2 separate regions of the Homo sapiens genome follow, and region 1 is linked to region 2. The links are chromatin contacts, found by Hi-C in ENCODE. All regions are on one chromosome and are shown on one strand. Each heading gives the region's core, a stretch centred on a gene start or an enhancer-like site at or near the end of the contact. The rest is flanking DNA. Distances are from core to core; before and after follow the strand shown.

Region 1 (6,767 bases), core at 291-2,790, 2.3 Mb before region 2:
CACCACGTTCCATACACACTACACATATTCATATATAAGAGCTGCTCTCTGCTGGCACGGAGGTCCATGGACGGGGTGGGAGGAGACTCACGTGTTGTGGGGGCTCCCTCTCTAAGGCAAGTGGTCCCATAAAAGCGAGCAACGCTTTTCTTTTTTAATTTCAGGTAAATTTTCTTCGAGTTTTAGTTATTATGCAGTAAGAGTAAACTTCTAGTTACCTAAAATAGTTTTCAATGTGAACTTCATTAGTTTAACATAACTGTTACATTTCTTTCCTACAAGATACAATTGACCATGTTTACAAGGGAAAGTGATCTGGTAAAAGCTGGCTTTATTATGTGGGTTCTATAAATATGCAAACTCATTGCACATGTAGTGTTCCCTTTTAACAAATTGTATTAACTTGATTATCCCTTCGGGATTTTTTTTTTTTTTTTTTGCTGAAATAACCTAGTCTATATAAAAACCCAATCTCTTCCTTGTATGTGCAAGAAAACTAAAGTGCTTATTAGGAAAGCTGCGTGTTTAATATACTGTGGCCAACACGATTATTTGGAACAGCATTTTTTGGTTAAATTGTGGGTGAAATGCTCTATCCCAAATGCAGACATGCGGTATTAGAGACTAGACCACAGAAATCCCGATGGTCAAACTGATCCGATGTGAGATTATTAGATTAACCTGGACCACAGATGGAGATCTCAGTCTGCTGGAGGCCTGGTGCTATTCTGGGCACAGGGATGGGGCAGAGAACCAAACAGACACATGAAGGGAAGGGAAGTACATTCTACAGGGTTGGGAAGCTCAGTTCCCTGAGGAAAACGCAGCTGGTGAGGGGGATTCCTTGGCCTGAGTGGGTAGTTTAAAGAGTCTGGTCGGAAAGCCTTTCCACTAGTCATCAACTGTGCCTCTAAAAATCACTGTAACTAAGAATCATCTAAAAAGGTGTCTGCACCTGAACCCGGTGATGGCTTCTTCATCCTCTTTAACTGCAAACAAAAATGTGCAGGCTACAGCAGCACAGGCAGCTTATTTGCCAAGAGAGTGTAACATAAAACTGAGAAAGTCACTCTCATTATTTAAAAAAAAAATGCATCTCTGAAAACTGTAACTTCCCAGTTAGTGAAGTTAGGATCTCAGGATCATAGAAAGCGGGAAAAATGACTGGTGGTGAGTCATTTGGATTTGTATGGGAGACAAGAAGCCACTCTTAATCCACATGATTAGCCACACCGGAACCCTTAATTGTCCTTCAAGCAGAAATGAAGGAACTGGGAGAAATGCCACTAGAAAATGAATTCTAATTAATTCATTCATCCAGATCCTTCTCTCTTTTCCCTAAAAATAATTCTAGTCACAGCCAGAAAAAAGGGCAGGAAAGCAGTTTAAAGTGGGGGGTGTAAATACCAATCGGTGGAGAAACCTGCGTGTTGAGGCATTCTCAGAGTGAAAGCCACAAATGGAGGAAGTTGGTCCCCAACTGCGAATGGCATCATGGGAGGTGACGTCCCCAGAGCAGGGTTTCCCCCTCTCTTGTGTTCACTGCTGGTGAAGAGCGTAGGTGCTCCATAAATAATTGTCCCCACACACATACACAGATACTCATACACATACACCACACACACAATTTCACACACACCACACATACCACACACACACCCATACACATACACCACACACACACCCCACACACATTCCACACATACCCATACACATACACACCACACACATTCCACACAGACACCACACATACCACACACACACCCATACACATACACCACACACACAACCCACACATATTCCACACATACCCATACACATACACACCACACATACACATACACCACACACACCCACACCCACACACACGTTCCACACACACCACACACACTCATACACACACACCACACATACACCACACACACCACACACTCATACACACTGCACACACCCACACCCCCACACACATTCCACACACACCACACACACTTACACACCACACACACCTTCAGCACCATACAGACTCATACACACATACACCACACACAGACACGTATTCTGCAAACACCACACACATTCACACACACACCATATACACATTCACATGCACACTTATACACACACACCACACACACCACACACATCTTGCACACACCACACACATACACACCACATCAACCCACACCACACACACACTACACACACACACCTCATATACCAGAGACACATACATAACATATACACACCACACATTTCACACATACCATACACACCGCTCACATATCACACACGCCACATACACATCACAGATAACACACACACCTTGCACACCTCGCACACAAATTACACACACACACCACACATACAGCACACACATGTGCACACACACAAACACTCCAGAAACACCACACATCACATACACAACTCACACACCATCCACACATACACCACACACCTCACACAACCTCACACATACCACAAACACCACACACACACCTCACATACCACACACATACACCACACACATCACACACCACACACCGCAAACATGCACCACACACACACCTCACATACTACACACATCACACACACCATACACATACACTCCACACACATATCACATACATACACTCCACAAACACCAAACACACACCTCACACACACACACCACACACAAACACATACACACCATACACACCTCACACAAAAACACACATCACACAAACATACATATATACATACATTCCACACACAAACCAAACACATCATATACACAAATGCACATACACAGCACATATACCACACACACACAAACCACACAACACACACACACCAGACAAACCCTACACACACCACCCACACATCACACACCACACACCACACACACACAGACACACGCACACAAGTTTCTCTTCTACCCCAAGGAGTGCAATTATTTGTTCACTGGTTTTCTTTCTAAAAATCCTCATTGTGAATTTCTGGTAAATAAAATTCTCCACCTCTAAATTTTTTAGCATTTAGGCTGTTTCTAAACTGTTGCTCTTCTAATGTCATAGTGAACATTCTTGTGCACCAAACATTAACCTGCCACCTTACCTGACTTAGCCGAGTGTGGGCTCGATGGTTGCAGTTACCATCTTTGTGTGTTCTTGCGGTGCCAGCGTGATCCTATCTGCTTTTCTTGTTCTCTGCGTCTTACCTTTATTTACCTTTGTTTTGATTTGTTTTTTGATACTGTTTTGCTTTTCTCGAACTCAAGTTGATTTTCTTCTCACAATCTATGTCCACAGATGGAAGTCAGGGGAACAAAGTTTCGTGTTTCACCGGAAGCCCCTCCTTTCTCCCCCTAACTTGGCTTCAAGTGCAGCCAAGTAATAAAGCCCTCACACAAGGCTTTGTGGTCACAGGTCTTGGTGACCGTGCGCATGAATTCACATGTGCAGAAGAAAAGTAAAACACTTTTCCTGCACTTCCCTCCTACCATGAAGTTAAATTATTGAACTTTTGAAGGCGACTTCTCTTACACCAAGTAAAAATGTCTGCATTAGTTTTCATTTGGATTAAAAAGTAGGACACCAATACTGATACGGGATGAAATGGGGTGCATGTTGGGTGCTGGTGCTCTGTCAGAAGTTAATCCTTCCGTGAGTTCCACTGCCAAATGCCAGGTGACCATCTGCCAAAGCCAGACACTAGAGTGGTGAGGACACGTTTCAATCAGAATCAGTAACTTTTTTTTTTTTTTTTTTCGAGACAGAGTCTTACTCTGTCGCCCAGGCCAGGCTGGAATGCAGTGACACAATCTTGGCTCACTGCAACCTCCGCCTCCTAGGTTCAAGGGATTCTCCAGCCTCAGCCTCCCAAGTAGCTGGGATTACAGGTGTACGCCACCACACCCAGCTAATTTTTGAATTTTTAGTAGAGACGGGGTTTCACCATGTTGGCCAGGCTGGTCTCAAACACCTGACCTCAGGTGATCCACCTGCCTCGGCCTCCCAGAGTGCTGGGATTACAGGCATGAGCCACCGCACCCGGCCTCAATTAGTAACTATTGGTAATAGGAGAAAATCCAGCATGAACGCATCAATCTGAACAGAAGTGACCAGGCATTTTAAAGGGAGGATGAGGGACTAGGGAGTGGGTGAGTAGGGGCTCAGTGGAGCCAGGGAAGTAAAAAATTACAGAGAGCTGGGAAGGCGGCTCTGGTCCATGTGAAACCCATGTGGATTTGCTAACTAACTGACACATATCAAGATTAGGCTCCTGTCTGCCCACAGAGGCTGGGAGACCCTGCTTGAAGGCCCTACCTTCAGGTGTTGGCTGGAATAAACTAAATTCTTTTGGCAGCCTTGAGTTTTCCTAGGCAGGCACATTATGGGTGCTAGGGATATAGCTGTGAGCTATTAGAAACTATGTTAGAGTTTATTGGGGCCTGGTTGAGAAGGGGCTCAAAAGAGACTGTTTAGAGTTTGGCCAAGGAAGAATTTTTGTCACTTGCCTGAGGCCAAAAAGATTGATTAAAAATACAACAACAACAACAACAACAAACAACAACAACAAGAGGTGGGTTACTGTTAGTTAATCAGAAATAGTAAGGTCAGAAATATTCAGAGATAATGAAGGGGTCCATGTTTTGATAAAAGGCCATGAAAAGTCATGGAAGCCACAACTAGTCCACACCAAGCTTGGCAGATAGATGTGTAGAGCAGCAGCTCCCAGGATGAATAGCCACTGTGGGAACATTAAATGCAGCTTTCAGAAATTGAAAGAGCAAGTCAGAAAAAATATCTGCAAACATTTCGTTCTGAAGGACACAATCCCTCAGCTTGGTCTAATTAGGCAGACTGATAACCTTGGTTCATACACATAGTATCAAGTTTTTCTTATAGCACATTTTTAATAATCAATCATGTACTTAACAACGAAGTAAGCCTTATTAAAATCCCCAAAGTAGAAACTTTACAAACTGTTTTTGCTGACCATAATTCCATAAATCTTTTTGTTGTTGTTGTTGAGACAGGGTCTTGCCCTGTCACCCAGGCTGGAGTGCAGTGGCATGATCTCTGCTCACTGCAACCTCTGCCTCCCGGGTTCAAGGAATTCTCATGCCTCAGCCTCCCCAGTAGCTGGGATTACAGGCATGCACCACCACCACCTCTGGCTAATTTTTTTTGTATTTTTATTAGAGACAGGGTTTCACCATGTTGGCCAGGCTGGTCTTGAACTCCTGGCCTCAGGTGATCCTCCCACCTTGGCCTCCCAAAGTGCTGGGATTACAGGCACAAGCCACAATGCCTGGCCCGTAAATCTTAATATGACCAGAAAAATAACTACTTCCAGTCAGGTGCGGTGGCTCACGCCTGCAATCCCAGCACTTTGGGAGGTTGAAGCAGGTGGATCACCTGAGGCCAGGAGTTCAAGACCAGCCTAGTCAACGTGGCAAAACCCTATCTCTCCTAAATATACAAAAATTAGCCAGGTGTGGTGGCACACACCTGTAATTCCAGCTACTCGGGAGGCTGAGGCAGGAGAATTGCTTGAACCAGGGAGGTGGAAGTTGCAGTGAACTGAGATCGCACCACTGCACTCCAGCATGGGCGACAGAGCAAGACGTTATCTCAAAAAAAATATATAATAATAACTACTTGAACACTTTTCTAGGTAAACCCTGGATCAAAGAAAAAATCAAAATCAAATGTCAAGGTATCTAGAAATTAATGAAAGAAGAATACAATTATGGAATACAGCTAAAGCTGCATTCTAAGGAAAAGTTAGAGCTTAACTACTATCTTATTTAAAAACAATAAAAAGCAAGCACAATTTATATTCACAAACAGGAAAGATCCCCAACCCCCATCCTCCTGTCCACACTGCTGTGACACTGGCTTTCAGAGCCCTTAGAGCTTCCTCAACTCTTAACTCTGTTCTCCTCTGCAATCCACCCCCATTCTTTCCTCCCTCTGACATCCTCACTCAGGCCTCGTCTTCGACCCTTTCCTTTCTGAGTGTTCTACTTCTGCTAGTAACTTGTTAAATGAATAGTAAACTGAATTTATTTATTTTTTCATTATTTTCTGACATTAAAAGTGATAAAGAGGCTGGGCGCAGTGGCTCACGCCTGTAATCCCAGCACTTTGGGAGGCCAAGGCAGGTGGATCATGAGGTCAGGGGATTGCGACCATCCTGGCTAACACGGTCAAACCCCGCCTCTACTAAAAATACAAAAAAATTAGCTGGGCATGGTGGCGGGCGCCTGTAGTCCCAGCTACTTGGGAGGCTGAGGCAGGACAATGGCGTGAACCCGGGAGGTGGAGCTTGCAGTGAGCTGAGATTGCACCACTGCACTCCAGCCTGGGCGACAGAGCGAGACTCTGTCTCAAAAAAAAAAAAAAGTGATAACTGATTTTCTGGTAACTTTAGCAAGATGGTGGAAAAGGAGTTCCCTTTCTTGTATCCCCTACAGCAACAACAGTTTTACAGCCATCCACAGACAAAATGCCTGTGTGCAAGCTCTGGGATCCAGGTAGGAGGTTGCAAAACTCTGGTGGAGGCCATGACCAAGGAGGGCCATTTTGAGAAAGCAGGCTCACTGACTATGGCAGTCCCAGGTGGCCAGGCTCACTGACTGTGGTCCCAGCTACACACCTGGAAACAGCCTATTCCCCTGTGGACTCAGCTACAGCCCCATTTGGCCTTGGTCCTGCCACCAACATGATCCACCAAAGGCCCTAGGAGGAGTCATGCTCACCCATGCCTCATGTAACATG
Region 2 (7,134 bases), core at 3,231-5,730:
AGTGGAGGTGCTGAGGGAGTAGCTGAGGGAGGGGAGGTGCTGAGGGATTAGTGGAGGGAGGGGAGGCACTGAGGGAGTAGCTGAGGGAGGGGAGGTGCTGAGGTAATAGCCGGGGGAGGTGAAGTACTGAGGGAGTAGCAGAGGGAGGGGAGGTGCTAAGGAAGTATCTGAGGGATAGGAAGGGGCAGAGGCCTGTTCTGGGTCACACAGCTGGGATGTGGCAGCATGGGAATCTGAACCAGGCAAGCTGGCCTCACAGCCGGCACTGCAGCTATCACAATATGCTTCCTCCATAGTTGGGGGAGAAACTAAGAAGCAATTAAGGTTTCTAATAGACTTGAAAGAAGCATAAAAAATGTTTGAGCTGGCCGGACACAGTGGCTCATGCCTATAATCCCAGCACTTTGAGAGGCCGAGGTGGACGGATCACCGAGGTTGGGAGTTTGAGACCAGCCTGACCAACATGGAGAAACCCTGTGTGTACGAAAAATACAAAATTAGCCAGGCATGGTGGCACATGCCTGTAATCCCAACTACTTGGGAGGCTGAGGCAGGAGAATCACTTGAACCCGGAAGGTGGAGATTGCAGTGAGCCGAGATCACGCCATTGCACTCCAGCCTGGGCAACAAGAGTGAAACTCCATCTCAATTTAAAAAAAAAAAAAAAAAGTTTGAGCTAGGTGACTTGTATTTTATAGCAAATATAGTATTACTTTGCAAAAATGACTTCAGCTCAACTAACTGAAAGTTTTAGAAGAGAGTCAAATGAAAATAAATCATGGAAGTTATGTGTGATTATTTCCCAGTTAAAGGAAGCAAACCTGTCAGCCTGATCAGTAGAAGCCCTGAGCCTCTGTTTAAGAAAGGCAAGAGAAGAACACATTGCTGACACATTGCTGACAGTCTCTAAAATGGTTATACAGGTTGTAACGACTACTAAAGATCCCAGCACTTGTGTCTTCTGTACTAACTTTATTAAGAGATTTCATCAAAATGGAGATTTTCAAGAACAGCAGACAGACATGATGGAACCATGGAATCTCCCCCGTGCCCATCTCCCAGTGCCCTCTGTGTGGTGCCTAGACCTCTGTAACATCACTGTGAACATTCCAGACAGAAAAGATTCTTGGCCGGGTACTGCTGGTGGTTAAAGAAAAATGAATTGTAAGTGGAGAGTTGGAAAGGATCGGAATGTCCCACATTATGATATTTAATTATGGAATATTGCACAGCCGTGACAGGCTGCTGAGGGCACCACGTAATAAACGGCACGGGGATGCGCACGCATGGTGCTCGGGGCAGGGACACACAGGACCTGGACGTGACCCACGCGGGCCCTCTTCCTCTACCAGCCTGTAGGCTCCAGCCTCTCTCTTGGACTTCAGGTCTCCTCTTGCATGGCTCCCAGCCTGCCTGTCCCACTTCCCATGTTACAGAGCCAGCAGGGCCCCCCAACCGTCCTGTGCGGTTGCTGTGGCCTGCCCTCCCCAAGCCAGAAAGCAGGGGCTGGGGGTCTACAGTCTATATCTGACTCTCACCTTCACCCCACACCCTCCAGTAGTGACTGTTGAGTGAATGAGTCAGAGTTTCTTAGAATGAGGAATTCACCAAAATGCCAGAAAGACCAGAACTGTATGTCATGTCTGTCTGCTGTTCTTAAAAATTTCCATTTTGATGAAATCTTCCTCTTAGTAAAGTTAGTACAGGAGACACCCGAGCTGGGATCTTACTTTAACCAGCGTTATAACCTGTGTAACCTTTTTAGAGATCGTCAGCAATGTGTTCTCTTGCCTTTCTTGAATTTTTCAAATTTTCTACAATTACTGTATTTTACTTTTGATATCAGATTTAAAATATTTTAGTTAGAAAACCACATGATTAAGGAAGGAATTCGAATAGTTCTAAAGAATCAAAATCATGAAAAATGAAGCACACTCCTTTTGCAGATCAAATTCTCTCTATAGGCATTGCTGCCAGCAGGTTCTTGATTAAATTGTGATCTCTTGAATCATCCTTCTGATGAGCCTGTGTGCACACCCACACACACACACACACGCACACACACGGTCACACACCATGTGCCTGCACAGACGGAAACATACTACTCACATTTTTGGGAACCTTACTTTTTACTGAACAGCGCCCTTTCATACAATTGCAGCTTTATTCTTTTTAACAGTTGCATAGTATTCCATCCTCTGGAATGTGCAATAATTTGTATAGAAAACGTTCTATGCTGTATCTGTGTGTACCCATGCACATAGACGCACACACACTGGTGGACTTCTGGGTGTCTTTGGAGTTTACCTATTGAATAGCCTCGTTCCAGTCATATTGCACACATGGGGTATATCCATACTGAATTCTTGGTAGAGGACTGTTGGATCAGAGATTCTGGATGTAGCTTCTTGGCAGGTGTTGCCCAGCAGGGTGCGGAAACATGTCCTCCGGGCCCTGTCTGTGTACTTTGTAGCCAGCCTTTCTCATGGGTGCCCTGCTCAGCAGAGTGTAATGGTATTGTGTTGTAATATGCATGCCTACCCCATCGAGGTGTGTGCTGCAGTGCCAATTTCAGCAGAAGGTCCCCCATTGCTCTCTGCCTCCGGAACTTCCTTACCTGCTTCTGGGCCAGGATGAGGAGATTGAGCAGAAGGGGCTCACGGCCCTCTCCCCGTCCACAGCCACAGCAGTGCTGCCTGTCACAGTGTTCCTAAGCCCTGCTTCCAGGAGTCTATGTGGACCTGGGGAAGCCCCGATCCCCCGTGTGTGCAGGAGGAGGCTGGTGGAGCCCACAGTCCCTGGCAGTAGGGGTTGTTAGATGTGCTAATAGCTGCACCCTGCTTGTTATATCTCTCTGAGTCTTCTTAGCTAGGCAGATATAACTGGCTTCATTTCACAAGTGGTAAGAATGATAGTTAATGCCTCCCAGTGCTTAAACAGCATCGGGCACCTAGGAAAGCACTAGGAAGCATTAACTGATTAGTCATGGATCCTCATAACCAAATGAGACAGGCAGTATTAGTATGCCCACTTTTTGGATAAGGAAACAGAGGCCCAGAGAGGCTCAGTAACTTCCCTCAGGAACACACAACTTGGAGAAGCCAGGACTGGAACCCAGGTTCCTCTGATTGCAGAGCCCCTTGCTCTTGCTTCATCCCACTTGTCTTCTCTGTGTGCTGAAGAACACCAGGTCCCTGCTTAGGGAGTACGCCCAGAAGGCGAGGTCATGTCTGCAGGATGGAGGCCAGATGAAGGCGCTGCCAGTGGCTCTGTCCTTCTGCCATCAGCGACCACTAAATACCTGTTCGCAAGGCCTGGGCGTTGGAGCCCCACACTCTCCTGCACTAGAGGGGGTGCACCAGGAGAGGATGTGAAGGCCATGAGAGGGAAATGCTTCTCTCTCCTAATTAATTTCATTGCTTTTTGATGAACAGGCCATTGGATTCTTTTTACCTGTGCTGTCAGGAGTTGGGAGATATGAGTTAAAACAGCATGATGAGTAATTACATGAGAAGTGTGGGTTTGCATTTTTAAGCCAGGTAACTCATAACTGTGGGGTTGCACGCTGAGAAAGAAGAAACAAACCGTGTATGTGTAGGGTGAAGGCAACGCGGGGTTGGGGCCTGGGCAATTCACTAAGAAAGGAAGTGTGTTCCCACTCAGGAACCTTGGGGCTGGCAGCTGTTTTTGGAGGCTAGATATGAACCCCCAGCTGGGAGGCAGGACACAAGGATGCTGGTGTTCAGGTGGAGTTGTTGGAGGCAATTGAGATGAGAACCCAGACCTGCTGACATTTGTTGTTGGATGCCACAAAATTACCGTGAATATGATACGTGTCTTAAACCACAGGATGAGCAGTTCTGGGTCTTTATTAAAGTGACAAAGGCTTATTTCATTTCTAAAAAATAGAAGTTTTTCAGGTGTTTTTTTGTTTTTTTTGAGACGGAGTCTTTTTCTGTCACCCAGGTCAGAGTGCAATGGCGCGATCTTGGCTCACTCCAACCTCCACCTCCTGAGTTCAAGCGATTCTCCTGCCTCAGCCTCCCAAGTAGCTGGGATGACAGGTGCGCACCACCACACCCAGCTAATTTTTGTATTTTTTTTTGATAGAGACGGGGTTTTGCCTTGTTGGTCAAGCTGGTCTTGAACTCCTGACCTCAAGTGATCCACCCGCCTCGGCCTCCTAAAGTGTTGGGATTACAGGCGTGAGCCACAGTGCCTGGCCAGTTTTTTAGTTTTAAAATCCGTGATATTCACATTATTTACCTAAGCCTCTTATTTATGTATGAATCTCTGCCTTTGTTGCCTTCAACTGTTTTTTGGCACAGTCTCTGGGCGGCCACTGTCCCCTCTCCCTCCCGTGTGACAGGAAGGCCTCGTGGAAACAAGTGATGTGGCACTTTGCAGGTGCCCACAGTAGCGTGGACTTTCCCTCTTTGCTTGTCCAGCAGTTGTGCCCAAATGCTCAGCCCTGCCCCAGGAGTTTCAACAGGAAATGTCGGTGTCAGGTCCTGGGTGGATGTGGCCTTTTCCAGGATTCTCATAGCTGCTCATGTGAACCTACTTTTGCTTATAAAATTGGCCGTAAGAGCCATCCACTGCTGGAGGGAAGACCCCAGTATCAGTCTCTGGAAGCTCCACTACGGTGGGGCCTGATGAATCGTGATCGTTTCTGATCACTGCCCTCGCGGTTCATTTGCTAACCTCAGGTGCCTGCTCAGGGTTCAGAGGATGTGTCGGCCCCGAGGGGTGGGGGGACCGGATGTTGTGTGCCTGGATGGCCGTGTCTAAGGTTCTGCTTCCTGGGGAGGGGTGTACAGGGCGTCTGTAGAGGAGGGAGCCGTCCAGTGAGGGGCCTGGGTGGGAGGGACGGGGGCTCCTGTAGAGGAGGGAGAGCCGCCTCCTTCCCAGCTGGCTTCAAAAAAAGAGCCGTGATCATATAAGCTCTGAAAGCAAAAGGCAAACAAAAAAGAAACCCTCCTCACCACAGAATATGCTGGAGTCTGATTCCAAGGTTTAACAATTACGTGGCTCCTGTGTTAATAGAATCATGGAGGGATCAGCGTCGGCTCCTGAGCGTCTGCAGTCCTGCACGTGGCTCTGGTTTTGCGATTCTGATTCTCTTGATCTAATTGTTGGTGCTGCTACTGCACCCCACGATCCCTGTCTTGAGACTGATCTCCCACACTGCAAAGGAGTGACAGCCATGCTATGGAACCTTGCCACACCACGGTGGACACCGTTCTGTTTGGCTGAAAACCAGCCATCCAAAAATAAAGGAAGATGAACAGCTCTTTAGTGCTTGTAATTATGCCATATGTGTTTCTGCTTTTTCCTTCTTTGCCTCATGAAGATGAATTTTAAAGGATACATATCTGGAGCTAATAGACAATTAGATAGTACTTTTTTGGTTCACAGACTCTGCTAACTGGAATGGCTTATTGTGCAAGAAAGTACACCTGGTCGGGTCCTGGGGCTCATCTCTAGCACCAGGTAACGGGCTGGGCTGCCCTTCCCCTCTGTTCGTGGGTGGGTGGTTGCACAGCTCCTCCCTCCTGTCTGCCCCAGTGCTGTCTTCCCCAGCACATGCAAGCCAAGCTGATCCTGCGTCTAAGGAAGTCTAGAAGGTTTAAACTCACAATAATTTGTTTTCAGTGCCTTTCTAGGAGTGTTGCTGAGTTTAAGTGGATGCACAGTTTAAGGGCTTAAATAGCCTTGTTTCCCATTATTTTCACAGCAAAGATTTCTGAAGACGTCTTTCTAGAAATGACTGGAAAGTTTCAAGAGGCATAAGATACAGGTAAAACCACTTTATTCATGATCTGTAATTTCAGTTGAGCAGAGTTGATAATGTGTAGAGGCCTCAGTTGGATCTGGCAGGTGGTTGGTTGCTTGGTCCCTTGGTCCCTGATATCCTGTGGGGCAAAGCTTCAGACTTGGCTGCCATCCCTTGGGCCCGGCATGGGGAGGTGGGTGCTGGGCACCCACAGTGATTGTCTGTCTCTGTTCTTGCTCTGCCACTGCTTGTCCCAGCTCCCCCTATTCTTCCCTGCTCTCTCGGCCTCTCCTCCCACTGGGTCTTGGGATTGTGGCAGCTCCGCGGCTGATGGCCCCTGGTGCCTGCACCAGAAAGCTTACTCTCTTCTTTTGGAGGGTGCAGGAAGGTGGCTGGTAAGGTGTGGTGTAATAAGAGGGCTCTCCAGGTCACCCTCCTCAGATTTGGGCCATTTTGTGTTTAATCTTAATTTTGGTCCGTTCCAAGCCATGCATTTTCAGTTTCAGAGGAGAAGGAAATAACCAGCTTAATTTGTGAAAACAAAAGTCAAACCCCATCTTTCCTTCATCATTTTCATATTACTCAAGTATCATGAATGAGCCCCCACAAGGTTTTTTATTCTGCTGGCTTTTAAAGAGTCCTGCTGCCAGCTTAGACCTTCATGGTTCCTATGCATGGGACCGTGATGAGAGCACATCTTGCCAATTAGATAGGGCGGCTTTAATTAGCACAGCATCACTGCCAGGGAGACAGCACTTTCTGTGCTTATTGGCTAGATATATTATCTGGTCCATTGGGGTGGGAGCTCTGTTTTCTTACATTTGTTAAATCACTTTATTTATTAGGAATTGGCACTTGTCTTACAAGTATTTTTTGCTGGTTTCTTTTTCCTCCCTTAAGTCATTTGTCTTTGAGTTTTGTTTTTTGTCAGTCTCTTCATAAAAAATATTTTGGAATCTTTAGTTATAAGGTAATTGAAAGCAGGGACAATTTTATCCATTCTGTGCTGTATTAAGCAGTAAGAGAATTCCATTGTGAGAGCCCAGGAGGACTGGCTCCTTCTGTTATTTTTTACTTTGCTGTCACAAAAAGCACGAAGTATATATGGGGAAAGGAAGCCACTTCTCATTTTTTTATGTAAATAAAAAAAAGGTCAAAGGTATGGCAAGAAATAGTCACCTAAACCAAGAAATGGATTAGCATGTGAAAAATCGCATTATGCACAGCTCCATACACTAATGTGGTGGGTTTCAATTTTTGGTCTACTGACTTGGGTGTAGCATGGGTGAAACATAATCTCTTCATGAATTAAATTTTTTTACAGAAGCAATATAAAAGTATGATTCATTTTTTAAAAA

The links. A loop is a pair of places that touch in the nucleus more often than their neighbours do. Pooled maps may share reads with other maps.
Region 1: a map with no recorded cell type shows a loop between it and region 2 (7-fold over the local background). The contact joins two enhancer-like sites. A Hi-C loop is called at or near these places in 3 of 37 single-sample maps with no recorded cell type and 3 of 50 pooled maps.

Annotation. Positions count from the first base shown.
Region 1 is chr9:91,706,949-91,713,715 of GRCh38, reverse strand. No RefSeq gene overlaps it. Among named protein-coding and RNA genes, the nearest start is that of MIR3910-2, 74 kb to the right of the region's middle. Within about 2 kb of position 1,540, at least 7 of the 41 ENCODE cell types and tissues checked have a DNase peak (open chromatin) inside an H3K27ac peak, as active enhancers do.
Region 2 is chr9:89,416,722-89,423,855 of GRCh38, reverse strand. All of the region lies in intron 2 of SEMA4D (semaphorin 4D), which reads left to right. Among named protein-coding and RNA genes, the nearest start is that of SEMA4D, 78 kb to the left of the region's middle. RefSeq lists an enhancer at 3,117-3,266. Within about 2 kb of position 4,480, at least 7 of the 41 ENCODE cell types and tissues checked have a DNase peak (open chromatin) inside an H3K27ac peak, as active enhancers do.